Linked DNA regions of Mus musculus: all the other regions are linked to region 1. A link is a loop called in an ENCODE intact Hi-C map of the cell type or tissue named here. Cell type or tissue: gastrocnemius. All regions are shown on one strand.

The links. Peaks named below come from ENCODE experiments on the same cell type or tissue, not always from the same donor. Only the 100,000 strongest peaks of a DNase experiment are listed, where the experiment ranks them.
Region 2: a loop joins it to region 1, with 2.8 times the contacts of the local background. A loop is called at or near these places in 9 of 42 quality-filtered maps.
Region 3: it touches region 1 in a loop (3-fold over the local background); 5 of 42 quality-filtered maps call a loop at or near these places.
Region 4: it touches region 1 in a loop (3-fold over the local background); 2 of 42 quality-filtered maps call a loop at or near these places.

What each region holds. Positions count from the first base shown.
Region 1 is chr19:60,884,775-60,892,774 of GRCm38, forward strand. It overlaps Grk5 (G protein-coupled receptor kinase 5), which reads left to right and starts at 4,975. Exons shown (of 16, transcript NM_018869.3): 1 at 4,975-5,857. The coding sequence starts at 5,806. In gastrocnemius, CTCF peaks have their summits at 4,935 and 7,585 (motif pointing left); DNase peaks (open chromatin) are centred at 4,561, 4,974, 5,392, 6,452 and 1 more place; H3K4me3 peaks cover 3,793 bases; H3K27ac peaks cover 5,234 bases.
Region 2 is chr19:60,941,785-60,949,784 of GRCm38, forward strand. The region is part of intron 1 of Grk5 (G protein-coupled receptor kinase 5); the gene reads left to right. Among named protein-coding and RNA genes, the nearest start is that of Grk5, 56 kb to the left of the region's middle. In gastrocnemius, no CTCF peak of the experiment used is centred here; a DNase peak (open chromatin) is centred at 4,213; H3K27ac peaks cover 6,263 bases.
Region 3 is chr19:61,060,798-61,068,797 of GRCm38, forward strand. Grk5 (G protein-coupled receptor kinase 5) reads left to right here. Exons shown (of 16, transcript NM_018869.3): 5 at 7,751-7,851. It also overlaps a transcript of Zfp950 not described here. Among named protein-coding and RNA genes, the nearest start is that of Gm22520, 51 kb to the left of the region's middle. In gastrocnemius, CTCF peaks have their summits at 3,777 and 4,444; DNase peaks (open chromatin) are centred at 3,787 and 4,378; H3K27ac peaks cover 624 bases.
Region 4 is chr19:60,834,143-60,842,142 of GRCm38, forward strand. It overlaps Dennd10 (DENN domain containing 10), which reads left to right. Exons shown (of 9, transcript NM_026437.4): 9 at 684-2,093. The coding sequence ends at 860. It overlaps Sfxn4 (sideroflexin 4), which reads right to left. Exons shown (of 14, transcript NM_053198.4): 13 at 7,977-8,000; 14 at 3,135-4,908. The coding sequence ends at 4,831. Among named protein-coding and RNA genes, the nearest start is that of Sfxn4, 23 kb to the right of the region's middle. In gastrocnemius, a CTCF peak has its summit at 3,757 (motif pointing right); a DNase peak (open chromatin) is centred at 3,749.

The sequences.
Region 1 (8,000 bases):
ATGTACACACAATAAATGTAAAAACAATCAAGACAGAGCAGTAGCCATATTTTTTATGCTACATCTATCTATATTGTTTTTTTTCCCCCAAGACAGGGTTTCTCTGTATTGCCCTAGCTGTCCTGGAACTCACTTTGTAGACCAGGCTGGCCTCGACCTCAGAAATCTGCCTGCTTCTGCCTCCCAAGTACTGGGATCAAAGGCGTGTGCCACCACGCCCGGCTTATATCTATCTGTTAAAGAGTTCTTGGTACTATGAGTAACAAGTGGACTGTCTTGGTGGGACTAAGTCCTGTCTGATGCTGATCATTAAAAGGTAATCCTTTGATAGATGTTGGTCATAAAATGAGTCAGGGTGATGGCTTAGATTCTTATCTACATTAATAGAAATATCACCCTTTAAAAAAAAGTAATTACTGGAGGAAAGCACATTTTTATTTCCTGCTCTGATTCTAAAAGTATAGAGTTAAGGGTTATGCTTCTACTGTGTAGTACACGTATTTTGTCTCCACCTAAATTGTATTGGTTGTCTAACACTTAATGAGACAAAAAAGTGTTCAACTTTCTATAAACCACTTGGTGGTAAGGCTCTTGTGTTTCTCTCAGGCTGAAAATTGAGTTAAAATCAGATTATCTTGTTCCCTAGTTAAAGTTGGGTGAATGATAGAACTACTTGCAAAAGATAGCTCAGAAGACGGAGGTCCAGAGAGCTGGAATTCTGGAGAGAGATTGGCTTTGGTTTTCTAGAAAATACAGATGTCTCTATAACATTGGATCCAGAGACCAGTGTGGCCTCACTCTTCCCCTTTAAACACTGATCTCACAGGGAGGTTGAGATTCGGATAGTTACCTAGCATGATCTAACTAATATTCCTTATGCCTCCGAGAGGGTAGAACTTATTTATATTGATGCTCCTTACACTTTTACACTTGGATTCTTTTTTGTATGTTTGCTTTCCTAGACAGGGTTTATCTGTGTAGCTCTGGCTATCCTGGAACCCATACTGTAGATCAGGCTGCCCCGATCTCACAGAGACCATCTGCCTTTGCCTCCTGAGTGCTGAGATTAAAGGCATGTGTGCTACCACTGCCTGGCTCAACTGGCTCCTTTTTGTCCAAGAAATCTTTAGGTAACATGGGTATAAAAGCATTTAAAATTTATATTTACTGATAGAAGCCATAAAGAAATCTCTTATTTATGTTCCAAAGCTGTTATTGATTAATATGACATTATTTGTCAATTTAAGAACTTGTAGGGAGAAGTCTTCAAGATTATCCTGGGCTACACAATGAGTTCAAGACCAACTTGAGCTACATGAGACCCTGTCTCCAGAAATAATAACAAAACACAAAACATAAAAACAAACCTCAAACAAAATGTCACAATGAAACTCATACTCTGTATAATTAATAACAAATGATAATAAAAAGGCCAGCCTACTTCAAAGAAAGGAATTAATAGAAAAACACAATGTGATACACAATGGCAACATTTTAAATGTGAAACTTGGTGACCATCGGTCCTTTCAGAGTAGGAGGGGTGTTTAATGGGAAGCCTTGGATTTCCAAGTCCTTTTCAATTCACTTATCTTTCTTGGAATTGTCATGATGCTTGAGACCACTTCTTCCTTCACTGGCAGAGTCCTCTGTATATATTTCTACAATTGATGTTATTTTCTCCACCGGTGAATTGAGCCAATCCAAGACTGATGAAAATATATACAAACACAGGTTTATTGGGTAAATTCACTGGGCCCAAGAAAAGAGGCCAGGGAAGTCTCTATGGGGAGGGAGACAGAGAGTGATTTGAGAGAAAGTGCAGGTGCAGAGAGAAGGAAAAAGTGGGGAGAGAGACCAAAATGTCTGTATTATATCTAGAAGAGCCCTTGGGGGAAGGGTAGTCCAGTCTAGGGTAGAAGGTGGAGTATGCCAGCTAGGAACTGAAGGATGCTGGGAGAACATGGTGGCTAGGTCTGCTTTGGTATGTAAAAATATGCACCTCAGCTGTTTGTTCTGGGGGTCTGAAACCCAACAATTGCTCTGATTCCAGTGTTTGTAGCCCACTTACTTTCTTGCTGGTGGTAATGGAAGTTGCCTGTACTCCTGCAATACTTGGCAAATTAAACATTGAACAAAGAGACAAGAGAAAAAAAAAGGAATATTTCTATTTCCAGCACCTTCAGCTGCAAGCTGAGAGGCCAAAAAGGTCAGTAGGATTCAGAAAGCCAGTGTAATGACTGAGGAACGAATGTACACTTTAGAATGACGATAGACTGTGGTCGTCCAGAATAGTAGATGTCGGTTTATAAACACTCTGACCCAACAGCTTTTATCCATGGGAGATAGAGGTGCCTCTGGAAGAGACCCTGGTTTTTTGTTTGTTTGTTTTTTCCTTTTCCTTTTTAGCTTTGAGGATCCAGTGTGTAGCTTGTCAGCTTTTGTCTTTCTCATTATTGCATACTCACAGGATCCTCATTTTGATTTCCATACTTGCTCTCAGTTGGCTGTCAACAATTCCCTAATTAGTTATTGATACTTAATTGATGACTCTTCCTCAAAACAAACTCATTTTTCACAGGGGACCGTGAATTATTATTGTAGCTAATTGAAAAGAATGAAATGATCACAGTGGAATTATGGATGGAAATAGAAAATGCCCTAAAATCTTAACCATTTAGTCAACTGTCTGCTTTTCCTTACAAGTTCACTGTGGCAACAAAACAAAATTTCAGAACCATGGCATCCAATCTGTACCAGGCAGAGATCAGTGAATGAACTCTCTGATCTATCTGCCAGGCTCAAATCCTAGGATTTATTTATTTATAGACAGGGTTTCTCTGTGTAGCCCTGGTTGTCCTGGAACTCACTCTGTAGACCAGGCTGGCCTTGAAGTCAGAGGTCTTCCTGCCTCTGCCTCCCAAGCACTGGGACTAAAGGTATGCATCTCCATTGCTAGGACTTTTACTTACTAGTGTGTAACCCCAGGAAAATAATAAAACCTCTTCTTATCTACAAAATACAGCTATATTTCCTATCTCATCCGGACGTTGTGTTCAAGTTGATAATCCATGTCAAACAGCACAGGCCTGGTTCCCCACTGGGGTTGAATAAATGCTATCATTGTTCCATTCTTGCACTGGAATGTCCTAATTTCCTCAGAGAGGCACAGATAACTTGACCTACAACCATTTATTTTGTAGGAAAGATGTATCACCCTGTAGTGGAGAGAGAACTGTTCAAGCTAAGACCCACTTGCTGTATCTGTTGGGCCTTATTCTGGATCTGCATATCTCTGTAAAATGGAGAAAGGCAGGCCTTTACAGAGAGGCAAACAAGCATGCTTCTATCTACCAGAGAGGAAAACTACTGCTGACTCGGGTTGGGGCTGGATATTAGAAAATAGAGTGGTATGAGTTACAGTCAACAGAGCTTTGCTACTCAAGAGGGTGGTGTGTTTCCTCACAGAAATTTCAGGATCTGCCCTAGATCTACATCTGCATTTTAATCAGAATCTGCATTGTTAAAAATCTTTAGGACTGGTAAACACAGGAAGTTTGTAACCAGGTCAAACTTAATCATTAAAAAAAATGTTATGGAACTCCAACAGTGGTGTCCCAGCACTTGGGAGGCAGACACAGGCAGATCTCTTTGAGTTTGAGGCCAGTTTCATCCACAGAGCTAGTTCCAGGACAGCAAGGGCTACACAAGGAAATTTTATCAAAAAAGGAAACAAAACAAAAATGTTTTGGAGATGAAATATTATGGCTTAGTGTTTAACAGCACTCACTGCTCTTACAGAGGACCCAGGCAGCAGAATCAGGAACTATAGGCCAGCCTGGGTTTTATGAATCCCTGTTTCAAAAAAAAAAAAAAAGTGGGAAAAAATGGTGAAAAAAGTCAATAAACGGGCTGGAGAGATGGCTCAGTGGTTAAGAGCACTGACTGCTCTTCTGAAGGTCCTGAATTCAAGTCCCAGCAACCACATGGTGGCTCACAACCATCCATAAGGAGATGAGATGTGACACCCTCTTCTGATGTGTCTGAAGACAGCTAAAGTGTACTTACATATAACTTTCTTTTTGAGAGAGATTCCTTCATCACACGTTGGGGCTCTGGGAATGAGAGTCTGTAGTAAAGTCTAAGTTTAGATTGCTTAGAACAGTAGTAATTCCTGTGCTGTCAGGTGCTCAAGTTGTTTGCTCAACTCTCTGTCTTCTGACAAGCAAACTTAACTCTTCTTGTAGACAAGTGAGGCCCACTGATCCAAGTCCAGACACTAGGCAAGTGGTGGTGGCAGATATACCCACTAGGAAAAAGACTATCACTAACTGTTAGAACCAGCACTAGTCTGGTAACCACACTTAAAACACCATTAGCTCCAATGCTTAATGACTGTTTTCCATTTCTCTAGGCCCCTCCCTATTTCCTGGCTGCTCTGGGGACAGCCGGCTTTTCCTTCTCTTGGACACAGAAGCCTCAGACTAGTTTCAGAACGGATATCCGGCCCGAAAGGCCCAGAGGAGGCAAAGGCCTCATTGTTCCCTGGGACCTGGCAGCCCCGCCCCCAGCTCTTAGGACTCTCCTCGAAAGACTCCAGGTGACCGGACAGCTAATTTCCCAGCATTAGAAGTTTTGGGGAAAGAGGAGCTGGGACCAGATCTGGAGTCCGAGGTTCTGAAAGTGTAAGGAGCCAAGTGCTCCAAGATAAACAAGCCTGGAATTTGAATGCCTTTTCATGCTGGCTTGGCTTGTTACTCATCAACATTTCCACAGAAGATTCGATTTCTTATGTGTTTTTAGTAATTCGACTACAATATGTTTGGTTATAATGAAAATCTTGGGGTTTTGGGCTCCCGGGCTTGCAAAGTGAAGCTGCTCTGTGCGTGGGGATCCCGAGAGTCCCAGGCGCCTGCCTTCTGGTTCCCATAGACGCGCCGTCGCCAGGGGGCGCGCATACTTCGTGCCTAGAGATCAGCGGCCGCCAGGTCGCCCCGGGCTGGCCGAACCCCTTGCTGCCCGGAAACAAAGTGCACCTTTGTCAGAGACCTGGCGCGTGTGAGCGGCAGACGGCGGGCCGCGCGGAACCCCAGGAGCGCGCCTTCGCTCGGGTCTCAGCTCACTCCTGGGCCTCCCACAGCAGCGTTCTGCCGCCTTGGCTTGTGCTTTCCGCTTTCTCGGATCTTGGCGGGACAGGAAAGGGACTCTGCGCTCCAGGAGTGGGGGTTTCGTTTTGGCTGAGTCGTTTTTGACTCCTGCCGGCGAGGCTGGGCCGCCTGGGCTCAGCGCCATACCGGCAGCAGTCCTGCTCCACAGTCCCGGTGCAATAGAGCCCTCGCCCCGTCAGACGCGGGACTACAATTCCCAGCACTCCTCGCGTTCAGAGCGCGCGGTGGGAGTTGCCTCCGGGCAGACGCCTGCGCGCTGCAGCGGCTCGAGCCTGGAGTACCACACCCCCGGGAGGGGAACGAGGGGAGGCTGAAGCATCCGAAGCATTAAAGCATCCGAGGGAGCCGGAGGGGAGGAGAATGGAGTGACAGAGACGCGCGGAGGGTGGGGGGTGGGGGGGAAAGTGTTGAGGGAGGGGGGAGGGGGGACACAGAGGGAGGAAGAAGCGGCGGCGGCGTCTCTTCGGTGCAGAGGGGGAAACTCCGCGGGCTCCGAGAAAGAATAATGCGGTAGCAGGCAGGCTGCTTGCTCTGGGGTTTGGCAGCAGCGGCGGCAGCTCGAGCAGTGGCAGCGGCAGCGGCATCACCCCAGACGCTGACAGCACAGCCGGCCGGCTCCCTCGCTGACTGCCGACTGTCAATGGAGCTGGAAAACATCGTGGCCAACACGGTCTTGCTGAAAGCCCGGGAAGGTAAGCTCGGGTGGTCCGGTGCGTGCACGGCGCGTTTGCCGCGGGCCGGGGTGCGGGTGTCGGGTGACAAGCGGGCGTGCAGGATGCTCACAGTGAGTTGGTGCGAGTGGTACAGCTTGGAGATCTGTCTGCAAATATTGAGAGACTTCTGAGCCTTGGGCTCAGAAGATAGGGACCGGGGCAAAGACAGTTGCAGGGACGAGTTAAGATGCTAAAATATCCTCTAGTTTCCAACTGAACCTTAGAAATCGTTCGATCTCCGCAGCTGTTGAAAGGGCAGTTGGAAAAGCATTCTTTTAGGAGATAGAAGCAAGAAAACGTGCCAATAAAACAGTCTTTAGAGTTGGCCCGGGATGGTTTTAAGAATGTGAAAAAACTCTCTCCTCTCTCTCTTTCTCCTCTCTCCTCTGTCTCTTCTCTTTCTCCTCTCCTCTGTTTCTTCTCTTCCAATCCTCTTCTCTCTCTCTCTCTCTCTCTCTCTCTCTCTCTCTCTCTCTCTCTCTCTCTCTCTCTCTCTCTCTCTCTCTCTCTCTCGTGTATGTGTGTGTGTGTGTGTGTGTGTGTGTGTGTGTGTGTGTGTTGTGGGATTGGAATTAGCAAAAACCAAGTCTTTGCTTGCGCAGGCTGAGTTGATAAAGACTATTGGTGGAAATCATCCTCTGGGAAATTTTCTTAGGGAAATCCCGTCGTTGTGTGGAAGGAAGCCTTTTAAAGGCAAAGTAAGATGTTGAGGAATTAGCCAGTTTATAGAATAATGAAAGGGCGGCTTTACAAGTCACTGAGAAAATAATTTAAATTTTTTTAGGGTGGATTGTTGTTATTAACCACCCCAGCTCCCACCCTGAGGTAGATAAGGCTTAGTTATAGACAAGTGTGCTGCTGTGTTTTGTATGCATCTCACTAAATTTCTGCATTTAGCTGTCAGGAATAGGTAAGATCCTTAGTAATACCCAGTACCAGGCATTTTGATTTTTGATTTTTGATTTGAAAAAGTATTTGGGGTGACAGAAACTTCGATGTCCAAAAAGGTTTGTGTTACATGAATGTAAACATACATATTTAGGAAAACTTGGAATTTATGTAACATCGCATTTGCCAAGATTTGGATTCTGGTGTGCAACCATTCTATAAGAAGGGGGAGGGTTTGTTGTTGTTGTTGTTGTTTTCCTGTCCTGGGAGAAAATTGTATTTGATATCCAGGGCAGACAGAGTAAGTTTTTTCCCTTCAGAAGGATTCTCTGCAAGTAGCCCGGGAAAATGCCATCCCTACTTCATAATGTTTTCATTCAGCCACTTTGATGAATGAAGGAAGATTTTCTGGCCAGCAATAAAACAACTCATGTTTATCCAGCCCATTCCACCACCTTGTGGCTCAGTACATGGTGTGTGGTGGTATACAACCCACCTTGTGCTATATTTCAGCAACTCATCTTGACACTTTGAGGTCACTTGTCATCCTAAAACAGCCACCTGGAAGGCTTGTTTTGGAAGTCCCCAAAGGAGGAAATGCTCTGAAATCTGAGTAGAGTTTCAGATATTTAGGTCTCCCTCCTCTACTGCCCTTTCCCCTAACTTATTTAGAGGTGGGACTAAAGTTTTTGTCCCCTCACCTCCACTAACCTGATATTTTTAGTGAAGTAATACTAGGTGTAGAGTAGGCAGTTCTTCACTGGGATGGGGACAGTGTCTGGAGGTGAAGAAGAAAGCTCCTGCCTGCAAGCTTTGCAGCCTGCCACCTAGTGGTGGGACACAATGGTACATCTCAGGACTCCAGGTTGGGCAAATTGTCTATTAATTCTAAAATTATTTCTTGGGAAATCTCTGGGTATGATTCTATGGGAATCTCTGGGCATGGAGGCCTTTGTATGTTCCACTGATTTATTCTGTTTCCCGGGAGTTAGCTCCTTTGGATTCTCTATGCTATACATTTATTTATTCCCTCAGCACTGACTTCTTTGCGAATGTTTCACTTAGAGTTAGAAAGTTTTCCCCATCTCCAGTTATTATCTCCACTGTTTTTACTGAATACTGGCTGGTATTTTTGTTTATCGGGTTAGTATATAGGTTTTTCCGGAGTCTTAGAGAGGAAAGCTGTGGACTAGAAGTATAAGTGGAATGATGGACTCCCATTGGGGCCAAATTA
Region 2 (8,000 bases), 57 kb after region 1:
CAGGTTTAATTAAGAGACCCTGTCTCAAAAATAAAGTGTATGCCTGTACATGTAGTTCATTTGCACACACATATATGCATACACACAACCACACAAGCATATCACAAGACTGCTTTAGAGACCATATCTTGTAAAGGAAAGGCTTGGGGCAGGATCTTTGGTGGGAGTGGAGGCTGGCTACCTCTGCTGATGTTCAGGAGGCATCAGCGGTTGATTGATGGATTTTTGTACTCTTGACCCCTTGCTGCCCGGGCCTCCTTTCAGTGGAGTTATTCCACTTTATCCTTTTCCTGATTCACAACCAAAAGTGTCCTAGTGAGCAGGAATATGGATTTGATGCCTCCACTTTCAGTTCCTGGTTCATGAATTGGAGCATTGGTTAGGGTTGTGGTTGAGAAAAATGCAGTATCTCCCAGAAGCCTCTGGGAGTCTTCTATGGTGAAAAGGGATTCCCAGGTGCTGGGTGTTTGAGTTCCAGGTGGTACTTTGTCTTGTGAGTGTAGGCAGGTACACATGCATTTTCAAGGACACAGTAATTTCCAGATAGCTAAAAACACGGACCCTTTGTAGGGCTTCCAGGAAAAAGTAGGACGTTCAGGAAGCTAGACACCTAATAGAAAATCTTATGGCTTCTTTAACTGGACATTGAGTTTCTTCCAGCTTCCTTTAACTTAGACCAAACCATGGTAGGAGAGGATGAAGTACATGTGTTGAAATGGCTCTCCTGTAATTCTCAGTAATTTGGGGAGCTACTTTTACAGTCACTTAGTGTCTTGAGTTGGAGGGTCCCAAAGGCCATTGTGGCCAGTGAGCCCATTGTAAAGGAAGGAGAAATGGAGGGAGCAGGAGACTATGACTCATTTAAGGTCATGGTCTTCAGTCATCTATTGATGTCCAAGAAAGGTTGGTCTCCTCTGCCCACCTTTCCTTTGCAGACAGTAAATTGTGACGTGTTTAGATAGTTACTTTTTTGTTTTTGAGGTAGTGTCTCAGGGAGCCCAGAAAGGCCTTGAACTCTCCACCTAGCGGAAGATGACTTTGAACTTCTAACCCTTCTTTACAAACATGTGCTGTCATACAGTTTTTGTAAATTTATAGCCTGTTCAGTCTGTATGTATGTATTACTTAGTTGTATGTATGTTTTCAGGGCTGATCATTTGGCACTGAATAACCAATTGCTGTACTCTTCTCTGGGAAAGACCATTTCTCTTGAGCCCAGCTTTCCTCAGTTGTCTAATGTTCTTTATGTGGGGTTAAGGACTTACAGGCTTTCTCATGTCCAGTTTGGCATGTCCATTGGTGTCATTCTTGTTCAGCTCATGTTTGGGCAGTCATGTTGGTGAGACTATCTGGGTGTAGCTTCTGTTCCTAGAAGATACAATCTTTTTTTTTTTTATCATAAGGAGTTGGTTTATTTGTTTGTTTTTTCCATGTTAAGAGTGTTTTTACTTTTTTTTCCCATTTTTATTAGGTATTTAGCTCATTTACATTTCCAATGCTATACCAAAAGTCCCCCATACCCACCCATCCCCACTCCCCTACCCACCCACTCCCCCTTTTTGGCCCTGGCGTTCCCCTGTACTGGGGCATATAAAGTTTGCGTGTCCAATGGGCCTCTCTTTTCAGTGATGGCCGACTAGGCCATCTTTTGATACATATGCAGCTAGAGTCAAGAGCTCCAGGGTACTGGTTAGTTCATAATGTTGTTCCACCTATAGGGTTGCAGATCCCTTTAGCTCCTTGGGTACTTTCTCTAGCTCCTCCATTGGGAGCCCTGTGATCCATCCATTAGCTGACTGTGAGCATCCACTTCTGTGTTTGCTAGGCGCCGGCATAGTCTCAAAAGAGACAGCTACATCTGGGTCCTTACAGCAAAATCTTGCTAGTGTATGCAATGGTGTCAGCGTTTGGATGCTGATTATGGGGTGGATCCCTGGATATGGCAGTCTCTACATGGTCCATCCTTTCATCTCAGCTCCAAACTTTGTCTCTGTAACTCCTTCCATGGGTGTTTTGTTCCCACTTCTAAGGAGGGGCATAGTGTCCACACTTCAGTCTTCATTTTTCTTGAGTTTTAGAAGATACAATCTTATAGCAAGCTTCCTTATCCTGTGTCTCTTAATCTTTCTACCACCCCTTTGCAATGTTCCCTGAAACTTAGGTGTAAGAATTTGTAGATATGCATTGGGATAGGACTTCACAATTCTGCATTTTGACTGATTGTGGTTTTCAGTAATGATCTCTGTTACAAATAGTTTCTTTAAAGAGAGGTGAAGATTACAGTTATATGTGTATTTAAGGACAAATGTTTATAGATTGTTGATAGGGATTATGCTAGTTTAGTAAATGAGAGGTTGTAGCTAACCATAACCATGATTTCACTAGCATTGAGTAGGTAGCTAGGTTTCTAGTACTAGACATAGTTTCCCTCTTGTTGACTATGTCTTAAGTCTGTTTCCTTTCACCTCACTCAACATTTGAGCATGGCCCATGTTCCTGTGCTGGCTCTTTTAGGATTCTGAGTGCTAATCTACTGTTTATTTGTTTTTTTTTAAATCTCTTTCCAGTTGAAAGACATTTGGATTGTTTCCAACTTTTTGGTGATTATGAATAAAACTGTTATAAACATTGCAAACATTTTAACTGGGTAAATACCTAGGAGTAGGATGCTTGATTGGTTAGTAGGTGGATGTTTAACTTTGGAAGGAACTTTTCAAGCTGTTTCTTTGGGAGTGGTACAGTCTGCATGCCCATCAGCGATGCATGAAATATATCTCTTATTATCTTCCTGTTCCCAAAACTGAGCAGAACCAACTTGTATTTGGTTATTTAATTGCAAGTACACAGATACATTCTGCCTATCATACCTGTTTTAGTTTGGGTTTCCTAGAATGGGGATTCAGAGACAGTCATTTGTATGTAAGTACTGTATTTGGAGGCACTATCCCAGGAAATACAGCAGGGCACTGGAGAGTCACAGAAGATAGAATGCTAGTAAAAGGGGTATAATCAGATTCTATAACCTTTTGTGTAACTGTAACTTTATTTTGGTAACTGAGAAATAACCTCAGTCTTCTCCCAACCTACGGCCCATGGAGTTGGGTCTGTGGAAACCAGTCCTCACTGTTAGCTAAGACTGCTGTGGGGGTGTCATTCATTCCTTGGCACACCCGTGTAAGGGAGGGATGGCTTTGTCAACTAGTCATGGTCGAAGGGCGTTTGCTAGTCTGACTCAGGTGTGGCAGGATAGGCCCTTTCCCTAGGTACCGGATGGTTACCTTCACCTGCGGCTCTCTACGTTTCCTCTTTCATTGTGGCTCTGCTTACTGGTGGTATTTTCTCATCATTTCTACTTGTTATGTGACCCACCCCATGCTTCCCCTGCTGCTCAATTGACTTTTTCCCATGACTTTTCTCAAGGAAGAAATCAGTGGATGGTAGTCCTTGCTCTTGGCAGAGCTGTCAGTTGATGTCACCTGAAGCCATAATGGACCATTGGCTGGACCAGGGAGCTATGTCATAGAGCTAAGAACAGTGATGTGTCAATAGTATCTTTAAAGATGGTTTAAAAAATGTTCTGTATCTACCCTGATTGTTATGGAAGCAAACACCAGGTAGCTATAATTACAGGTATTTGGAATATGGCACCAAGGAACTGAATTTTGATAGAATTGCCAGAAAGTAAGGGAAAGAAAGATTTATAGTTATTAAAAAAATTTTTTTGAGGCAGTTTCACTCTTGAATGTTAGATATTCCACCCTACAAGCAATGTGCTACCAGGCTTGGGTCAACTTTTCTAACTTAAGAGATTTAATTGCCCGTAGTCAAGGATGATGTTAAATTTCTTGGATCAGGATCTTTTCTTTCTAACTCTCCCCAAATTTTTAATCAAATGGGTGAATTACTGTGGGTCTTTTCCCTTTTCTTCTTGGGCATTGTGAAAGAGAAGACAGATGGCAGGAGGGAGGTAAGTCATGGAGAGAGGCTCATAGCATTACTCTCAAAATTGACAGGCCTGCGGAGCCTCTGTAATGCTGTCACAATGAGCTGCTTTCATGCTGCCTCCTGTACTCCCCATGAGCACCTGCGTCTTGTTTCTGTGTCAATTCACAGCCTGATTTTCCTCAAGTCCAGCAAGATGACTGCCATTAGGTAGGGTAGAAGTGACAGGAACTCAACTCCAGCTGGCTTCAGTAAACAAACAACTCTAGGGAATTTGGCTCCTGCTTAGTTGTGGGTGGGGCTAGTGGTATCATGGGTTGTCTTTGGTTTCCCTTCCTTGTCCTGAGAGCTCCTGGCTCTGCTTCTCTGAAATATTGGCCTCTTTCCCTCCCACCCAACTTTCCCCATCATGGAAAAGATGGCCAGCTGCTGTGTGTCCTTAACCCTTGACCTTGGATTGCAGCCTCTGGGGTTGTGAGCCACAACTTCCTGTTCTTTAAACTCTCTGACTGTAGAGCTTTGTCAGGGCAGTGCTGGTGACTCAGGCAGCTGAGAGGTGACCAACACCACCATAGGAGCGCCTGGGTTCTGCTGAGTTACAAGTGTGGGGCCCCTGGTCCATCAGATAGTTGTAACGCCAGCAGATACAATTTTGAGGTTCTTTAAGGATTTCTTGCCCCTCAGTGAGATTCAGACCACCTGGAGAGAAGACAGTTCTGATTGTTTTAGGGAAGTTTATTTGAGGAGGATGTGTGGCTCTAAACAGTCTAATTTCTTTTTGGGAGTTCTGGGGGTGTAGGTTAAGGCATGGTCTCATGCAACTCAGGCTGGCCCTTGTATACTGCAAAGGATGACTTTGGATTCCTGATCTTCTTGTCTTCATCTCCCAAGTGCAGGGATTACACAAGGCCTGATTCACAAGTCGTCTGTTTTTCCCCTCTTTGTTAAAAACAATGGTGGTTGTTTTTTTGAAGTAGTGCCCTTCCAATTCTCAGCTGCTCTCCAGTGAGCTTTTCCTTCCCTTTCATGACTTGCATGTTTTTCAGGGTGAGGAAGTTAAAGAGCAAATCTGGAGAGTTGGCCAGGGCAGCACACTAGATTTCTGGCCTTGGAACTGGGGCAAGAGGCAGGAAAGGTGGAGTCTGAATAGACTGAGAGAAGCCTACACGACTTGCTTGATGGGGGAACAGCTATTCTCCCACAGGCTGCAGATGTGGTGGGAGGAAATGATGAAAGAGCTGTGGGCTGGGGAGATGCTATGAGGCGTAGATGCAGTGTATCAGGCTAGGGGCTGGGACTGTAGCTGTGGGACAGGCTATACCTTAGTCTCTCTCTCTCTCTCTCTCTCTCTCTCTCTCTCTCTCTCTCTCTCTCTCTCTCTCTCTCTTTTCAAGACAGGGTTTCTCTGTGTAGCCCTGGCTGGCCTGGAACTCACTCTGTAGACCAGGCTGGCCTGGAACTGGAACTCAGAAATCCACCTTAGGCTTTTTCTCATGGCCAGGTAAGTGATTCCTGTGCTGGGTCCAGCAGCCTTACTCTGGTTTATAGTCTTGGTTCTACAGCAAATGGACTGAGTGACTACTATCTATAATGTTTTCCACAAAATGAAGGGGTCAGGTTATATGACCTTTGAGAGTGTTTGAAAGCAATGAATTGACTGGGGCTCCTACCTGCTCAGCCACTTGTACTTCTCAACCCACTACCCAGCCAAGTCCTAAATCTGAGGTATCATCTGGGACATGGTGCTCCTCACCTATAATGCTAGTAGAGGCAGGAAGATTAGGAGTTCAAGGTCATTTCCTGCTATATAGTGAGTTGGAGGCTGTCTTAGGGTTTTATTGCTGTGACAGATACCATGACCACAGCAAATCTTATAAAGGAAAAAGCATCATGGTAGGAAGCATGGAGTTATGCACGCAGAAATGGTGCTGGAAGTAGCTGAGAGTTCTACATCCAGATCAGCAGGCAGCAAGCACGAATGGAGCAACCAGGTCTGGCTTGGGCTTCTGAAACCCCAAAGCCCACTTAACTTCCAGTGACACACTTCCTCCAACAAGGTCACACTTCTCAATTCTGCCACTCCCTGTGAGCATATGTGGGCCATTTCCATTCAAATCACCAGAAGCCTATGTGGGCTAAAAAGACCTTGTCCCTAAGACAAACCAACAAAACCAACATCAAAAAAAACAAAAACAAAAAACAAAAAACAAAAAAAAAACAAAAACAAAAAAACCTGAGGTGCTATTTCATAGAATGTGGTCCCGAAGAAACTGGGGACAAATGACTCACTGAGATACAGATACTGGTTCTGAAAATACCTGTTATAGAGTCCTGGCTCCTTTCAACACGCTTCACCTCTGCCCCCTACCCTAAACCTCTCCAGCCCCTGAGCTTTGCTTACCTTCCTTCCCTCAGCTCTTTTTTTTTTAAAGATGTATTTATTTATTTTATGTATATGAGTTCACTGTAGCTGTACTGATGGTTGTGAGCCATCGTGTGGTTTCTGGGATTTGAACTCAGGACCTTCGGAAAAACAGTCAGTGCTCTTAACTGCTGAGCCATCTCTTCTGCCCTTCCCTCAACTTCTTATTCCTATATAATCTAGCCATTTTGGACACACTCTTTCTTGATTCTCTACCTTCTTGGTCTTTTGTCTCCCTCTTTTTTTTTCTCTTCCTCTCTCACTCATCCACTTCTCTCTTCTCATGGCCAGTCTGTTCTACTGGCCATGTTCAGTTTTAGTCTTCTGGATGCCTCAGACTATTCTCTTTCTCATATCTATAATAAAAACATTTCCCTCAGCCATACCTAGGAGTGGTCATATCCTCATTTTTATTCAAAGCTGACTTGATTTTGCAGACCTGAGGGAGAAACTGAATTTATTTATTTATTTATTTATTTATTTATTTATTTATTTATTTATTTATTTATTTCCTTACTTACTTGTTGCTAGTACTGATTACAGTTGCCTCATTTTTATTCAAAGCTGACTTGATTTTGCAGACCTGAGGGAGAAACTGAATTTATTTATTTATTTATTTATTTATTTATTTATTTATTTATTTCCTTACTTACTTGTTGCTAGTACTGATTACAGTTGAATGGCCTCTCTGAGACCTTGCAAAGTTTTAGACCCATGGGGATGTCTCATGGTAGCAAAGATATGTGGCATTCTCTCAGTCTTTCTTCCTTATAGTCTTTTATGCTTGTCCTGCACCCCTGTATGCCACCAGGTATTTTTTGTCAGCAGTATTTGTTCCATCATAGGGGGAGTTTTTGCAGGAAATTAGATGACTTGACACATGCTTCCCATTATTGAGGTGTTAATGCATGTGGCCTCTTCTCTCACAATTAGAGTGGCTTTACAGAACAACAAACAATGGTGGTGCAGTTTCCTGTGGGAGGGAAGAATGGGTGCAGGTGGGTGGCCAGAGCCATGGTCCCCAGGGAAGTGGTTTCCTGAGAGCATCCTGAGCCCTGATTCCTGAGGTGGGGTAGTGACACGTGTTTTCAGCTTTGTCATGAGCTGCTGTTCTAGAGGCTTCCCATGGGCTAGCCCTGTTCAGATGGCATTTTGCTTTTACTTCTGGAGAAGCTGTCAGGCTAGCAGGAACTGCCAATTCTGCTCTCTAGATCTCTTGCCCTAGCCTGGATTATTGACTACCTGCTGCCCTAGGTCAGCCTCCCTTAGGCTAGCCTCCTGGCTTCTCTGTTCTGCCATTAGCCTTTGAGATCTTTGAATGTACTCAAACCACCCCCACCCCCTTGTCATTTGATTGCTTACTGACCTGCAGGGGTTGACACAAACATTCCCTTTCAGGACTTTTACACTGGCTTTCTGAGTATCCCAGCCTCTTTATTCTGCCTTCTGGTCTAATACTCAATTCCACATGGTATATCTTCCCACTAATTCCCCAATTATCAAATAAGCTGGGTTATTTGCTGCTGATTGTATCTTACTTCACACTGCCCACAGCCTTCTTTAGTGAAGATCTTCAAATGCCAGGTATTCTGATATGTGAGTTGGCTAAGTCTCTTAAGAGATTTCAGCAGTTTCT
Region 3 (8,000 bases), 180 kb after region 1:
TGTTCTTGCCATAAACTGGATATGACCCAGTGTGGAGGGTGCTTCGCTCATGGCTGTACTGATTTCTTTCTCCCCAGTGACCCAGAAAACAAAACCTTTCTTTCTCCTTTGATCTGTTCTTGTTTGGGGCTTGTGGATCCTATCTCCTGCCTGGCCACAGACAGAGAGGAACTGCCCCAGACAGACTTAAGGGCAGGCGGCAGCAGCTCTAACACATGGCTCTAAGGTTTTGATTAAAAAGGTGAAAGAATGCTGTATTTTCTTCCTGTCAGCCAGGCCTTAAATCGGCCCTCAAGCAAGGAAATGCTCTCCATGGGCTGCAGTCCAGTGACTTTCCCTTTGTGTTCTGGTTGTGGTTGGACAGCATGTGCAGTTTTGAGCCACGAGCCAGATTGGAATAATTCCTCATCTTATGCTCCTACCATTTTCTGCTCTCCTCACCCAGTTCTTCAGGTCTGGAAAGTGGTAAGGTGGTATCTTCCAGCTGCTCAATGGGGAAATTATTAGAAAGCTGGAGGCAGGGGATCCCCCAATATCATCAAATGAACCCATAAGAGACACAGTAGTACTTGGACTGGGTTGCAAAGTACCTGGACCCAAGAAATGTATCCTAAAAGCAGTACTCCCTAATCTTCACCCCCAAGTATCTGCCTGAAATTCACCCTGACCTTCCATTTAGTTCTGACTGAAACAAATGGCTCAGTTTGTTATTAAAGCAGATGACCAGATGACCCCATGAGGATACTTCTGGTGTCCCAAGAGGGGATTCTTTTTTCCAAAAATGTGATGTCAAACTTGGAACCTAGGACCTTGCAGGTGCTAGGCAAGTACCCTTCCACTGAGTGACTCCTAAATCTAACATGCATGTGTACATACCATTATTTAGCAAGTATATTGAGTACCTCCTGTGTTCTGAACCTCATCCATTTGTTTCAGCAAGCAGAGTGGATAGATCCCAGGTTTGGAGTTGAGGTTCACCTGAATCAAGTGTCAAGTCCACCATTTCCTGAATATTTGGTCTCGTATGAAACTTATGGAATATGCCATTTTGGGAGACTGGAGTAAAACTAACCTGCTTTCCCCCCCCCCCAGCTCTCAACGTCTCAGCAACGTCTATGACCCTGGAACCATGGATTCTGATTTATACATTGTCCTTTCCAAGAGCAGCAGAAGTATAATGGGTAGGAAACTTATAGGGAGGACTCAGCACATGGTGGCCTCTGCTCGGCCAACAGCTGTCAAGCCAGCCCTTCCCCCTATTGCCCACAGACACTGCCTCCAACCCTGGATCCTGTTTAGGAGCCTGATTCCCACTCCTTCCCCACTCCTGCAGCCAGTCTTCCTGTAGCTAATGCAAATCTCTTCATGTCAAGGGGCATTCAGGATACAGTTGTGGGAGTGTCCGTTGTTTGTTCTCCTCTCTGAGAAGCAATGAGGAGCCCCAAAAACAGCTGCCTCCATTCTTGTCCAGAAGGTCAACTACTCTTGTTTAGAAGGAAGGGGACCCCTAGGACCCCTTTGTTTCAGAGTCTTGCCTTTCTGCTGCTCTGCTTATCTTGAGAAAACTGGAAGATTATTGCAAATAGTTTACATGGGGAATGTCAGCTGCCCACATATGAAAATATACACATCATTAAGACCTAAGTACTTGTGTCTGGAGATAGAGTGGACAGTCTCCTGCACTGACCTTTTGTCTAGTAGCAGAATTACTTCTAATGAGCATTGAGCTCCTCAGAGGATGCTTCCATATTTGAAGCAAAACATATGCTGGATATTAGCTTTTTTTTGTCTGAATGTATGTCTGTTCATATGCTCATGCATGCACTATATATGATGTGACATACCATACAAGCAGCATTCATTAAAATTATTCATGCATAATCTACCATGCCTCCTTTTCCAATGTCCATAGGCCTTCTGACAAGGCTTGCTCTTCAAGGCCACAGTCACATTCTTACATACTACCTAGGAAGGAGTTTGGCATCCTTCATATCATGCTGCTATTTAGGGATAGGGCTCTCTGACCAAAGTTTTAAAATTTAGTTTTTAAAACTCAGCTGTGTGACCTTGGGCAAATTACTTAAGCTCTAATCTGTTTTTGCATCTGTAAACTAGATATGCCAACAATAAAACTTGCCCTGAGGGAGTTATACAAGATCACACTGTGCCTAGCCCCTATACCTGACATGTTAAAGTGTTCATCATGCAGCCACCATAAGGACAACGATCATGGCAGTTATCACTGGGAGGTAGGATTAAGTGGAAAGGTCCGAGTTGCTCAGGCTTTTTGGCTGTGGGTCTCTGAAGCCTCTCTTGAGTCATGGGTACCATGATGGGTGAGAAGAGTTTTTTCCATGGGAACAAGCAAGGGCCCAGTGGCTTGAAGTCCATTGCACTGGCCAAGGAACTGGGAGAAAGGCCAGAAGAGGAAGCAGGTCTAGAAGGGTATTTTAGGAACAACTCTAAGAAGGTTCATTCCTTGGTCTTAAAGGCAGTGAGGATCATAGATTGTTGTATTTAAGAAAACTCCTTTGAGAGCTGGAGAGATGGCTCAGCAGTTAAGAGCACCGACTGTTCTTCCAGAGGTCCTGAGTTCAATTCCCAGAAACCACATGGTGGCTCACAACCATCTGTAATGGGATCTGATGCCCTCTTCTTGTGTGTCTGAAGAGAGCAGTAGTGTACTCATATACATAAAAATAAATAAATCTTAAAAAAAAAAAAAGAAAAGAAAACTCCTTTGAGGGCTTTGATGTAAAACTTAGGGTAAGTGATTAGCAGGAATCTAGGAGGGGCCTCCTGTGAGGGGCTTCTGGAAAGCAGAGTGGTAAGATGGAGGTGGAAATAGACAACCTGGTTTTGAGTGGAGCTCATAAGGTCAAATTGTGTCTTCCCATGGAACTAGATCAGAACCTATGAGGGTCAAGTCCACAGCCTGCATGGACACCCCTTAGCTCTACCACAAGCAAACATTAGGACCCTGGGGGTCTTTTCTCTCTTTTTCTATACCAGTTTGCCATGGTAGATTGAAAAGTGAGCTCCCTTTGAGGGTTCTTTCTAAACTTTTCACCCCTTTTTAGGGTGCGTATTTCTAAGATGGCTCAGAGTAGGGCAGAGGATTATTGATGACCACTGAGGATATGAGGTAGTGGGGTAGTCTGAAGATCCCAGAACACTTGTTTGTGTATGATCTTTCCACTTTGAATTATTGAAACAAGAAACTTTGATGGAGGGACAAGGTTTTGGTGATGAGAGCCGTAGACATTTGGGCCTTCTCTGCTGCACAGTTCTCTCTCCTTTCTATGCCCCTTCCTTCCTTCCTTCCTTCCTTCCTTCCTTCCTCCCTCCCTCCCTCCCTCCCTCCCTTCCTTCCTCTCTCCCTCTCCCTCTCCCTCTCCTCCTCCTCCTACCCCCCCCTCTCAGATGACACAATTGAGGTCATCAGTAGCTCCATTTTTAAGGATGTCCTCTGTAGACTAAAGACTGCAGTCTGCACCTGCCCATGATTCCTTTTCTCTGTCTGTTTTCTGACTGGTCTCACTGTGTAACCTCAGGCCTTCACCTCTTCATTCAGCAAATCCTCTTATCTCCCTTAAGGTCTAGCTTTTATCTTAAACCACTTAAAGTTCCCTTCCCAAATTGATCAGTTATTTTTCCCTTTTGCTGTTACAGTAAAGGCCACACTGGTAGTGTGAAAGTGGTCTATGATTATTGTATCAGGCCTCCCCACCCTTGAGGATAGAAAGCTGGCCCTGTGGCCTCTCCCTTTTATTGGGAAGCAGTACTGGAGGGACTCAATAGCACCGCCTCGTGTGTCAACTGTTAGACTGCTGGTGTTGGCTCAATAGGTAAAAGTGGGGCTGGGCTTGACTGCTAGCTGCCCTTGGGTTTGGATCTGTCTCTTTGTAAGGTCACCAACAGTGGGCATGTGAGTGTCAGCAGAGGCCTTAGGTGCGTGTATGTGGTGGTGGTGGTGGTGGTGGTGGTGGTGGTGGTGGTGGTGGTGGTGGTGGTGATGAGCTACATGTTTCTTGATTAAGTGCTGAGTAAAATTCTAGCTGTAGCCATATCCCAGAACAAACCTATGCCTTCCTTTCTATTCTCCTCATCAGCCTGCCTCAGTTCCCAAAATTTCCAGGCTTACTTCTGTTATGAGTTAAGCACTGAAGGTTCTGTGACATCACAGGCAGGGCTCTGGAGAGCCAAGCATTACACAGTACTGTTCTCGGGACACTGGGATGGGAGAAGTTGTAACTTTCCACAAACACTCAGCCTCCAACCCACCCCCAACCAAGCATGTACTCATTCCAGATCTGTTGCTTTACCTACACAGCTTCAGGGTTCCCCAACTCTCATCCAATCAAACCTCTTCCTCAACCATTTCCTCTACACATTCCAAGGCCTGTTGTCCCTGCATCATGCATGACTGACCACTAGTGCCACAATTGAGCATTGCATTGGCTGTGTTCCTAGTTGCCATGTTGAAGCTTAGGGTCACAGAGTGGATGTCATGGGAGGTAATGACAAAAGGGAGGAAAAAGGCCTAGACATAAATGAAGGGACAAGGCCATCCATTGTCAGGGGCCTGCCCTGCTTCAGAAAGGAATAGTTTTTCTCTGCATGGGAGTGCCTAGGAAAACTCTTATATGATTTTCTTTCTCTTTCTGACTGGAGAGGTATGTCCTGATAATCTTAAGCTTTGGGAACTGATAGAGTCCCCAAGAACAAGAAGAGGAAGCCTCAGGAAGAGTAATGGACAGAGCAGAAAAGTCAGTGAGGAACACTGCCCAGGAGAGTGGCACACAGACCTGGCATTTTCTGAGTCTTCTGGCAGGCCCAGGTGTCCAGTATAGGCCTGTCCCTTCTTATTGGCAAATCTCATTCCTTGGAGTAACTGGAAAGAGGATTCAGTCTCTTCATATTGAACCAAAAGCTGAATTTAAAGCTATAGTTTCTAAGCCAAGACATTATTATGTTTCTTATTCAAAGCCAATATTCTACATCTTCCCTGCCAGGGCTCTTTGCTTGTAGGCAGCCAACCCCAAATATGAGGATTGCCTGATATGTGCACAGATGGGTCACCTCCAAACTTATGCTGGTCCTTTTGTCCTTGAGAACCCTGTCAGTTGCCCTCATCTACAGATAAAGGATGAAGAGGGATAAAGAGGCCTCAGTCTACTATTTTGTCTCTGACTTAATCTTCTCAAATTTTCCCAGATGAACTTATAGGCTGGTGGCAGACCTTACAGTATTTTGCTTTCTACACTGGCAGAGCCTCCAAGGGCTGAGATTATACTGGGAGATGGAGCAGGGGACCAGGTGACCATTATTATTACTTTCAGTCAGATCTCAACCAAGCATAGTCCATCCTAGGTTCAAATTCCTTCTTTACCATTTCTTGGCTGAATGATCTTGGTAAAATTACTTAACCTTTCTGAACTTTCATATTCTGCAAGGTAGATGATTGTACTGGCTAGTTTTGTGTCAACTTGACACAGCTGGAGTTATCACAGAGAAAGGAGCTTCAGTTGAGGAAATGCCTCCATGAGATCCAACTGTAAGGCATTTTCTCAGTTAGTGATCAAGGGGGAAAGGCCCCTTGTGGGTGGGACCATCTCTGGGCTGGTAGTCTTGGATTCTATAAGAGAGCAGGCTGAGCAAGCCAGTGGAAGCAAGCTAGTAAGGAACATCTCTCCATGACTTCTGCATTAGCTCCTGCTTCCTGACCTGCTTGAGTTCCAGTCCTGACTTCCTTGGTGATGAACAGCAGTATGGAAGTGTAACCTGAATAAACCCTTTCCTCCCCAACTTGCTTCTTGGTCAGGATGTTTGTGCAGGAATAGAAACCCTGACTAAGACAATGACATAATAGTTCCTACCTCACAAAGTCACAGTATAGATTAAATAAAGTAATGTGTGTCAGAAGTTCCATTATTCATTTATTGACCAGGGTTGGGTTTTAGTGTATATAAAACATTGCTAGAGGTTTGTGGGGTTTTTTTTTTCTTTTTTTTATTGCTTTCCAATGTTAGCTCCATAAGTAAATTTCATTTGTAAGTAAAGAAAAGTCAGGGGCTAAGAAAATGTAAAGGCCATCGAGTTATGGTTTTAGTTCATTTTGTATATTGTATGTAACCTAGGGACATTGGGGCTTTTCTGATAGGGTGTCACCTTAAAGTATGGCATTTGTATGTCTAACTGGAGAATAGCACTTGAGGTCAAGACCACACTGACTTTATTTACCATTCCCATGCCAGCTGTCAGTTGATAAGGAATAAGCTGGGTGAAAAACAAATGGACCCTGGCAGAAGTGCACCTAGTACAGACAGTTTGGCAACTTGGGCCCCTCCTGAGTAAAGCTAAAATGGCTCCCTTCTTCCCCACAGCTCCTACACTCGGCATCTCTATGCTGTCTTTGCTGACTCACACTGGATCAAGACCATACCCTTTCACCTCAATGATGGACACTTATGGAGTGTGCAGCCATCTACCAGGCATACCTCCACTGCCCTATCCCACCCCCAATTCCAAATGGCCTACCAGTCTGCCTCCTTAGGCAGATTTGCCTACAGATAGTGGCTTGTCCTCCTGTCTCATTGCCTGCAGTTATTGTCTCTGAAGAGACTAAACTGCCAGAAGCCTCCAACCTAATTTATATGCTTCTTAGGGGGAAACTTTTAAAAATTCATCAGTGCCCAAAGTTCAAAGCAGACTTGAGCATCTCTGAAGTACCTCCCACCTTCCAGAGAGAGAGAGAGATGTAGCCACAGGATGGCAAGGTCAGAGGTTAAAAGCAACACAAGTCCCTGGTTGTGGTATAAGGGCTGGCAGGAGACTAAACATTTCTGCAGGACACAGTTGTAGGTTTTTAGAACAGAGAAGAGGATAGAAGTGGACCAGGCAGGGTACACATAAAGCAGAGGGAACTGCCACCTCTTAAGACAGTTCATGGTGGAAAATGTACTCTAGCTGGAACTTAGTGAAATAGCTTTGCAGCCACACCATAGGCCATCTTCACCAGAGTTATAGCCAACTGAGGAGGTAATCCTCAAGGGGGATGAGCCCACACAAGAGGGCAGGGCAGGGAAAGAAGGAATGGATTTCAGCATTTGAAACCCTGAGGAATAGAAAGTGAACCATGACCTTTATTCAAGAGTGATTTGCCAGCTGCTACTGCCCCTCCCACTTTCCCCAGGATCATCTCCCTGTAGGCACTGCCTCATGGACCTTAGCAAGTCTTCCAGCCCTATAACTACATCTCTGTAGCAGGGAGGGAAAGCATAATTTCATAATTCACACTACATCGTTTGGATTTTTTCAAAAATTTTCTCTAATGTATTAAAATCCCACCTTGGCATCCACCTGGTGAGTCTAGTCCTAGGAGCATCTATCAAGAATGCATGGCAGGGAGATGGGTGAAACTGGAGAAACCAGACTTTGAGATGCTAAGTGACTTCCATAATGTTACATGGCTAGAAATTTCACACTAAGTCTGAGTTCATTCACTGCCATCTAGTCTAATAACCCCACTACAACCACACTGAACACTGCTCATGTATCCTACGTGTGTGTGTGTGTGTGTGTGTGTGTGTAGGGGACAGGGGCCGACAGGGCAGGTGACCATATGCAGGGACAGGTAGCTACATCTTTCTACCATCACCTGGTATCTTTATCTTTTACCCTGCATCTATGGAGCAATTCCAGCTACCCTGTCCCTTCCTTCTCACTAATAATCATTTCCTTCTTCCAGTCCCCAGTCTTCATTGCCCAAGTTGGACAGGACCTGGTCTCCCAGACAGAGAAGAAGCTCCTGCAGAGCCCCTGCAAAGAACTCTTCTCTGCTTGTGCTCAGTAAGTGTTCTACCATCATGCATTGCCCACCTGGGCAAGAGCCCTGGCTACCTGGGCTCTGTTTGCACAGACTTTTGACTACCTGGGCTGGCCCTTACCTACCTGGGCAGACTCCCACCTACATAGACAAATCATGGCTACTTGGGAAG
Region 4 (8,000 bases), 51 kb before region 1:
TTTTTGAAACAGGTTCACTCTGTACCCCTGGTGGCCTGGAACTCACTGTACAGACCAGATTGACCTTGAACACATCTACCTGCCTCTACCTCCCATGGGATCAAAGTCATGTGCCACCATGCCTGGCCTCCACAATGATTACTCATAGTATCAATGCATATGCTTTAAAATGACTAAAATGATTGTAAACAGATCTGTGACACTGATTTCCTAAGTTATTTTGATTTAAGAATTTATGCGCCGGGTGTGGTGGCGCATGCCTTTAATCCCAGCACTCGGGAGGCAGAGGCAGGTGGATCTCTGAGTTTGAGGCCAGCCTGGTCTACAAAGTGAGTTCCAGGACAGCCAGGGCTATACAAAGAAACCCTGTCTCGAAAAACCAAAAAAAAAAAAAAAAAGAATTTATGAGAGATGGACATAGTGGTGAATGACTTTAACCCCGAATCTTGGGAGGTAGAGGCAGGCAGATGTCTTGAGTTTAAGGCCAGCCTGGTCTACAAAGTGAGTTCCAGGACAGCCAGAGAAACCCCGTCTTAGGAAAAAGGAAAACAAACAAAAAACCCCAAACAAACAAACAAACAAACAAAAAAACCCATGAAGTTAGTCTAATAGGAGAACCCTAGGAAATAACTATTCATATTCTTAGATACTAACATACTGTGTATTTACCTGTTCTATTAAAGGACATTGCCCTAAAAACAAAAGAAATCTTCACTCACCTGGCACCATTCTCAGAAGTGTCTGATGATGGGGGAAAAGTCATCCTCAATGTTGAGGCACTGAAGCAGCAGCGATTTCCACCCGCAACAGAAAACTTCCTGTATCATCTAGCAGCAGCTGAACAAATGCTGAAGGTCTGACTGTTCTCAACATCTTGCTGCGACCCCTACAGAACTTCCCTTTTATTCCTAGTACCCATTGACATTATACACTATTGGAATTATAGGAATGTTCTATTTTTAATGACTTATTTCCAAATAGTGAGATCTTAGGTGAGAGCACATAAAAACAATTGTGATTTTTCTCCCTGCCAATTTGATCCAGTGCTGGACAGTGTTTTAATTTTAATTACTGTCCTAATGGTAGGAGCCACACAGATCGCACATGCTAGCCTTCATTGTTCATTCCTATTTAGTCTTACTGTAGCCATAAACTTAATGGTTTATTTTCAGAAAGCTGCCTCAAAGTTTGCTTTTTATTCTTCTAGAAAAAAACTTGAATTCCTCATGAGAGAGTATACTTTTTGAGCCTAACTGCTATGTTTTCTGCAGAATTGTCTAGAAGGTCATTCAAGAGATACTACAGTTGCACTTTCTTGTGGAAAAAAAAAATGTTTTGGGCCTTTGAAACTTTTGCCTATATTATGTGGGTTATTCATAGACTTTTATACTTGAGTAGACAAATCCAACAACCCTTATACTGCCCTAGATATAAGCATTTAATAAACATCCACCATTAGAACTCTTGGACTAATTGCTGCTAGCAGTGTCTTTGGAAAAGAGGCCAGTCCCCAACAAGGAAACCCCTTTTAAATGTAAACATGTATAAGAAAAAAATACCTTTACTGTTTTTATTTGCAGTGTTGGAGCTAGAACCTGGGGCCTTGCATATGCAAGGCATTGCTTTCCCACTAAACTAAACCCCCAGCCCATAATGCTTTCATATATTGGTAAAGGAACATGAGAATCAAATTGCCAAGGCCAAAACTAGACAGTGTCTTCCAGTGACTGCAGTAAAGGAATTTGGCCACATCATCAGGACACTGTTATTAGCCTCTCTTAATTTGAGATCTTAAAATTACCAAATAAGCACAAATGTCTCAATTATGCATTCCTTATGTCTACTCACATTAACTATGAAAGGCCACCTTTCTTCAGTATAGTTGCAGAGCATTCAAACCTTACCAGGAAACATATTTGCAAAAATGTTATCTAAGTTGGGTATTTTTTTTTTAAATCTTATTGTTAGACATTTAAGTAAAAATAAAAAAATAGCCTTTCCCTCTTGTCCTTGGGTAAAAACAGGGAGGACTTGACATACTTTGTTTACTGGAGCTAACAACTAATGATTAAATTTGCACTTTATAAAAAGAACTACTTGATGTCTTTTCATTTTCTCCCTTATCTCGAAGTATTGTTAACATTACAAACTTATGATCAATAGAAACATTTTGATAAAGCTTTAAGTAGTAAGTAGTAAGGCAGTCTTCCACGTGGAGACTTTGCTCATCTTATGGTTTCTTGATTTATGTGTATGAGTATTTTGCCTCCATGTATGTACATGCATCACTGTATATCTAGTGCTCATGGCAGTCAGAAGGCACTAGCTTTCTTGGGGCTGGAGTTACAGATGGTTATGAACCAATATGTGGGTGCCAGGAACTAAACCCGAGTTCTCTGCAAGAATAAGTGTTCTTAACTCCTGAGTCATCTCTTTATCTCCTACCTTTTATTTTTTTATTTTCATTATTATTTTTATTTTTTTATGTATGTGAGTACTGTCTTTAGACACACCAGAATAGGGCATCAAATCCCATTACAGATGGTTGTGAGCCATCATGTGGTCATGAACTCAGGACCTCTGGAAAAGCAGACAGTGTTCTAACCATCTCTCCAGCCCCTACCTTTTATTTTTATTTTTTTCACCTTTTATTTTTTGAGACAGGATCTCACTATGTAGTTCTGTCTGGTCTGGAACTTGCTACATAGACCAAGCTGGCCTCAAACTCTTAGAAATCTGCCCATTTCCTGGGTGCTGGGATTGTAGATATGGCCACCATACATTCCTTATTCTCCTGATCTTGTCCACACACACATTTTCTAAAACTTATTTGTATATATGTGTGCCTTTGTATATGCCACATGTTTGGGTACTGCATCCTCCTGGAGCTGGAGACACAGGAGTTGACATCTGGCTACATGGGTGCTGGGAAATGAGTCCACAACCTCTGCAAGAGCAGCAAGCACACTCAAACGCTGAGCCATTTTTCTAGCCCATGATTCTCTACCTTTAATTCTGTGTAGTGTCCACCTATGGCTGCACTGAGCTACTTGGTAGGTCATTGTTTCTAATTTTGACTCTTTGGACTGCTGTGATACTTTTTTAAAACCAAATTTTGAAGCAACTGTCCTGTAGACACCTTTGGTGAGTTTAATGTGAAAATATCACAATAACCAAACAATATGCATCTTCTCTAAAGACAGTCTGCTACGAAATAGGACCAGGCAACAGGTCTTGAGGTAGTGTGGCCGGGAGCAGGTCTGATAAGAGAAATGGGGTGCTATGGAAACCAGTGGAAGGGGTACCTCACTCAATACTGTGAGCTCTCTAGGCCTCCAGAGAAGAAACGGTTGCAGTAAAAAAACAGAAAAGCCCACAAACTAATGTGAGGAACCAGATGTTAGGTTCTGTGGGACATAGAAGGGGATGACAAGAGATGAATAAGATAGAGGTTTTCTAAGGGTGTTAAGAATCAGAACTTTGGGGCTGGTGAGATGGCTCAGTGGGTAAGAGCACCCAACTGCTCTTCCAAAGGTCTGGAGTTCAAATCCCAGCAACCACATGGTGGCTCACAACCATCTGACTCCCTCTTCTGGAGTGTCTAAAGACAGCTACAGTGTACTTACATATAATAAATAAATAAATCTGAAAAAAAAAAGAAGCAGAACTTTGTCTCCAGACAGAAGCAGGAGGTTTCAGAGAGCAGCCAGAGCAAGGCAAAAAGCCACAAGACAATGCCAGCAGGGGGTGCTATTGCACTGAGCTGAAGCAGCACCTGAAGCCTTGGGTTCTTAACACATGAAATTATGCCTGTCTGGGATAAGAGGTTGAGTGACATAGCTGGGTAAATGATGTCACCATTACCCAAGGTTACTAGGGAGCTGAGATAAGGCATGGTTGACTCAACCATGAGTCCCGTGGGGGCATCCAAAGAGCCAAGTACACTGTAGCAACTGGTTGGGGTATGAGGGCCTGGCAGAATGGTAGTCCAGCCTTGGATGGGGCTTAGGTGAGAGCCATCTCAGCAGAATGTAGGCTGTGACCAACACAGAAAAACCCTGTCTTGAAGAAGGGACTGGGGAAGAAGGAGGAAGAATCGGAAGGAAGGAAGGAAGGAAGGAAGGAAGGAAGGAAGGAAGGAAGGAAGGAAGGAAGGAAGGAAGGAAGGAAGGAAGAAGAAATTTTGGCTAGGAAGTATGGTTTGTTTGTTTGTTTGTTTGTTTGTTAAGGCAGTTTCAATGCTCCTGGGAGTAGTCTATAGAGAGAAGTAAGCCAGAGATGCCCCAGTGACTACAGAGCAAGGCCCAGAGGAAGGGAGATGGGGATCCCTAAGAGAGTTGACTATATATAGACCTGGACTGGTATTGAGCAGGAAGCTGTTGTTGGCTAGGGGCCTCAGTTATTCTAGAAATAGAAGTATCAGGGTCCTTTCAACAGAAACCAGGGAAGTAGACAGAATGCTTGCAGTGTGGGATCAGATAAAATAAGTAGGGAAACAGGACTACTTAGGGACTAGAAGCCTTAATGAGCTCACCAGAGTTTTGTATCTATCTGGAGGCTATCAGTGTAGTGTTTGTACCCCAGATAAGGTATACCTTTTGATGATTTCTTTCAAGTATTCAACTCCAGACAGGTTTATTCACAGGGTCACATTATCCTTCCCCGGGCTGACTCTTACTTCATCTCAGCAGTCCCCTGGGTGCTGCTCTTCTTTTGGTTAGACTCAGGCACTGAAGCCAGCTTGCTGCACAAGTGTTGCTGGGAACCCTGAGGACCATGGCAGTGCTCTTTAAGGGGCCAAAGATTTCCAAACAGGAGATAAACTTGTTCCTATACCCCTCTGTAATAGAAGAGTTCCTTTTCTTCTGTAGAAGATTGAATCTTCTCTTCAAGCTGACTGCACTGGATCTGAAAGACAAGGTCACATTCTTCAAAATTCATGCTTAAATGCCTCAAGCCAAGTTTTAAAAAACTCTGAAAGCACCCATTTTTTTACACCTTTTCCAATGATATCTAATTGATTACAAGAAGTACCATTTCTTAGAACTTTTAAATTGAAATTTTCAAATACAAAGAGACTATAATAAGCTCTTGTATAATCATCACTCAGCAATAGCTATGAAGAATCTGCTGATCTGATTTTCTGGAGCAATTTCCACATCTGTAAGTGTAGTGGGGTTTCCCCCTTTTTGGTTTTTGGGACAGGATCTTGAACTTAGTCTATTCCTGCATCAACCTCTAAAATACTGTCAATACAAGAATACACCTGGTTCCTTGAGCATTTCACCTACAAATTCTCCACTACAGATACTACAGATGGTCAAGTCTGGTACCATGTACACAGGAAGGAATGTTATCACATCCCAGCAAATGTTAGCAGTGGACTCCTCTAACAGCCAGTGTCTATTTCCAGTCTTGCAAGGTTGGATGTACTAATTAACTGATGGCAAGCAGAGGACCTCTGAAGGAATAGGCTCCCTTTTCCTTGACGTTCTAGAAATGTACTACAGGGATATCTGAGGAGATGCTGGACCCCTTGCAGCCCTATATATACCATTAGCACAAGACTGCCATTGAATCATCACTACCCACCTAGAGTCAACAAGCACCTACTTCAAGGTCTGGTGAATCTTTGAGGCAATGCAGAGACAAACCCTACTTCCTGCCCCTGCTTTGCCCTCTGAGATTCATATGTCTGGCAAGGCTCCTGTATGACCCCTTCAAGCCTACTGCCTGCTTCCTCAGCCTGGTGATGCAGTGCTAACTTTGGTCTCTACATCCTGCCAGATGATCCTGTGGGGTCATGCTGTCCATTCCTCCTACCTGTTCTTCCACTGGGAACTAGTTCTTTTAATTCCATTTCTGCCTGTGCAATCCCAGCCATTTCCAGAGGCTTCCTTCTCCAGAAAGCCTTTCTTGGTTCTAGCCCCTCTGTCGTTTATTATCTGTCACGAGACAGTAATTTCCATATGTTATATTACCTTTCCTGCAAGAGCATATACAGATTCTATCATTGATCTTACGGTCTGTCTTCTTCCACATCTCAGCCGCCTTTTTGTTATTAAATTTGTGTTCATTTATTTTATTTGTGTGTGTATATATCTGTGTACAAACTTGTGGGTGTATATGCCATGGTACAAGTAGAGAGGATAACCTTCAGGACTGTGAGCTGAGTTTTATTTTATTTATTTATTTATTTATTTATTTATTTATTTATTTATTTATTTATTTATTTATTTATAGAGATGTATCTATTTATTATATGTAAGTACACTGTAGCTGTCTTCAGACACACCAGACGAGGGGGGTCAGATCTCATTACGGGTAGCTGTGAGCCACCATGTGGTTGCTAGGATTTGAACTCAGGACCTTCAGAAGAGCAGTCAGTGCTCTTAACCGCTGAGCCATCTCTCTAGCCCGTGAGCTGAGTTTTAAACAGGCACAAAACACAACTCTAAAGCAGTAATTCTTGGCACAGACACTGTCTTCAACTTCAACTTCTTTCAACAGACAAGGAAACGAGAAAACTGACCAACATGATAGAGGAGCTAGGAAATGTTAACACATAGAAAACATAAGTATTGTATTGCTCTACACAATGAATTATCTGTGGAACTATCTTCCCTAATACATCGTCCATAAGCTAGCTATATGTGAGTACATACATTAAAATTAGAAGGTTTGTGGGCTAGAATGATAGCTCAGTAGTAGAGCACTTGTCTAACACATGTAACACCCTAGGTACAGTTTCCACCACTGAAGAATAGTAATAAAAGTCAGTATCTTAGTCACACACTAAGGACTCGGCAGCCACATGTGGCCAGTGTTTGCCATACTGGGTCAGCACACAGAGCACAGCATCACTACAGGAAGACCCACTGCATAAAGCATGGCTACACAGCTTTGTAGAGTATCTAAAAGCTCTTGAGTGTCTTTCAAAGATTTGTTTGTTTGTTGACTGGCTGATTTATTCATAATCTTTGGAGGAAGGTCTCATGCAGCTCAGACTGGCCTCAAACTCACTATAACAAAGGGTAGCCTTGGGCTTCTGACTCTCCTGCTTCCAAAGCCCTGGGATTACAGGTATATGTCACCATGCATAGCTTACGTGCTGCTGGGGATCAAACTCAGGGCCTTGTGATGCTAGGAAAGCACTTTACTAACTGCTACATCCTCAGCTCACAACGTTTTTAGTTTGTTTTTTTCAGTATTTATTTATTTTGTATGTATGGGTATTTTTGCCTGTACATACACCTGTGTACCATGTATATACAATGCCTGTGGAGGTCAGAAGATGTGTGATTGCCCTGGGACTGGAATTACAGATGGTTATGAGACAACATATAGTTGCTGTGATCCAAATCTGGGTCCTCGCAAGAGCAGAAAGTGGTCTTAATTGCTGAGGCAATATCTCCAGTCCCAGTTTTTTTAGTTTCTGAGACAGGGACTTGCTATGAAGGCTAAGCTGTCCATAAACTTAAAATCCTCTACATCAACCTCCTGAGAGTTAGGATTACAGGTTGTGCCACCACGAAACCTGATGTGCTGCTAGCTACCATGTGGCTGCTGGGAATGGAATCTAAGACCTCACTCAGCAAGTGCAGTAAATCTACTATTGTTGTTGTTGGTCAAGATAGGGTTTCTCTGTGTAGTCTTGGCCATCATGGAACTCATTCTGTAGACCAGGCTGGCCTCATGGGCCATCACTAAAGCCCTAACTTTGTAGTTTTTAAAATAAAATTACTTCTTTGTTTTTATTGTTTGTTTTTGTTTTAAGACAGGGTTTCTCTGTATAGCCCTAGAACTTGCTCTGTAGATCATGCTGGCATCAAACTCAGAGATTCCCCTGACTTTGCCTCCTAAGGGATGGGATTAAAGGTGTGCATCACTACCACCTGACTAAAATTACTTCTTTTACTACAAACATGAAATAAAAACCCAGTTTCTCATCTGTGGGAAAGCAGTGGGGTCCTTACCTGTCCAATCTGTGGAAACATGCT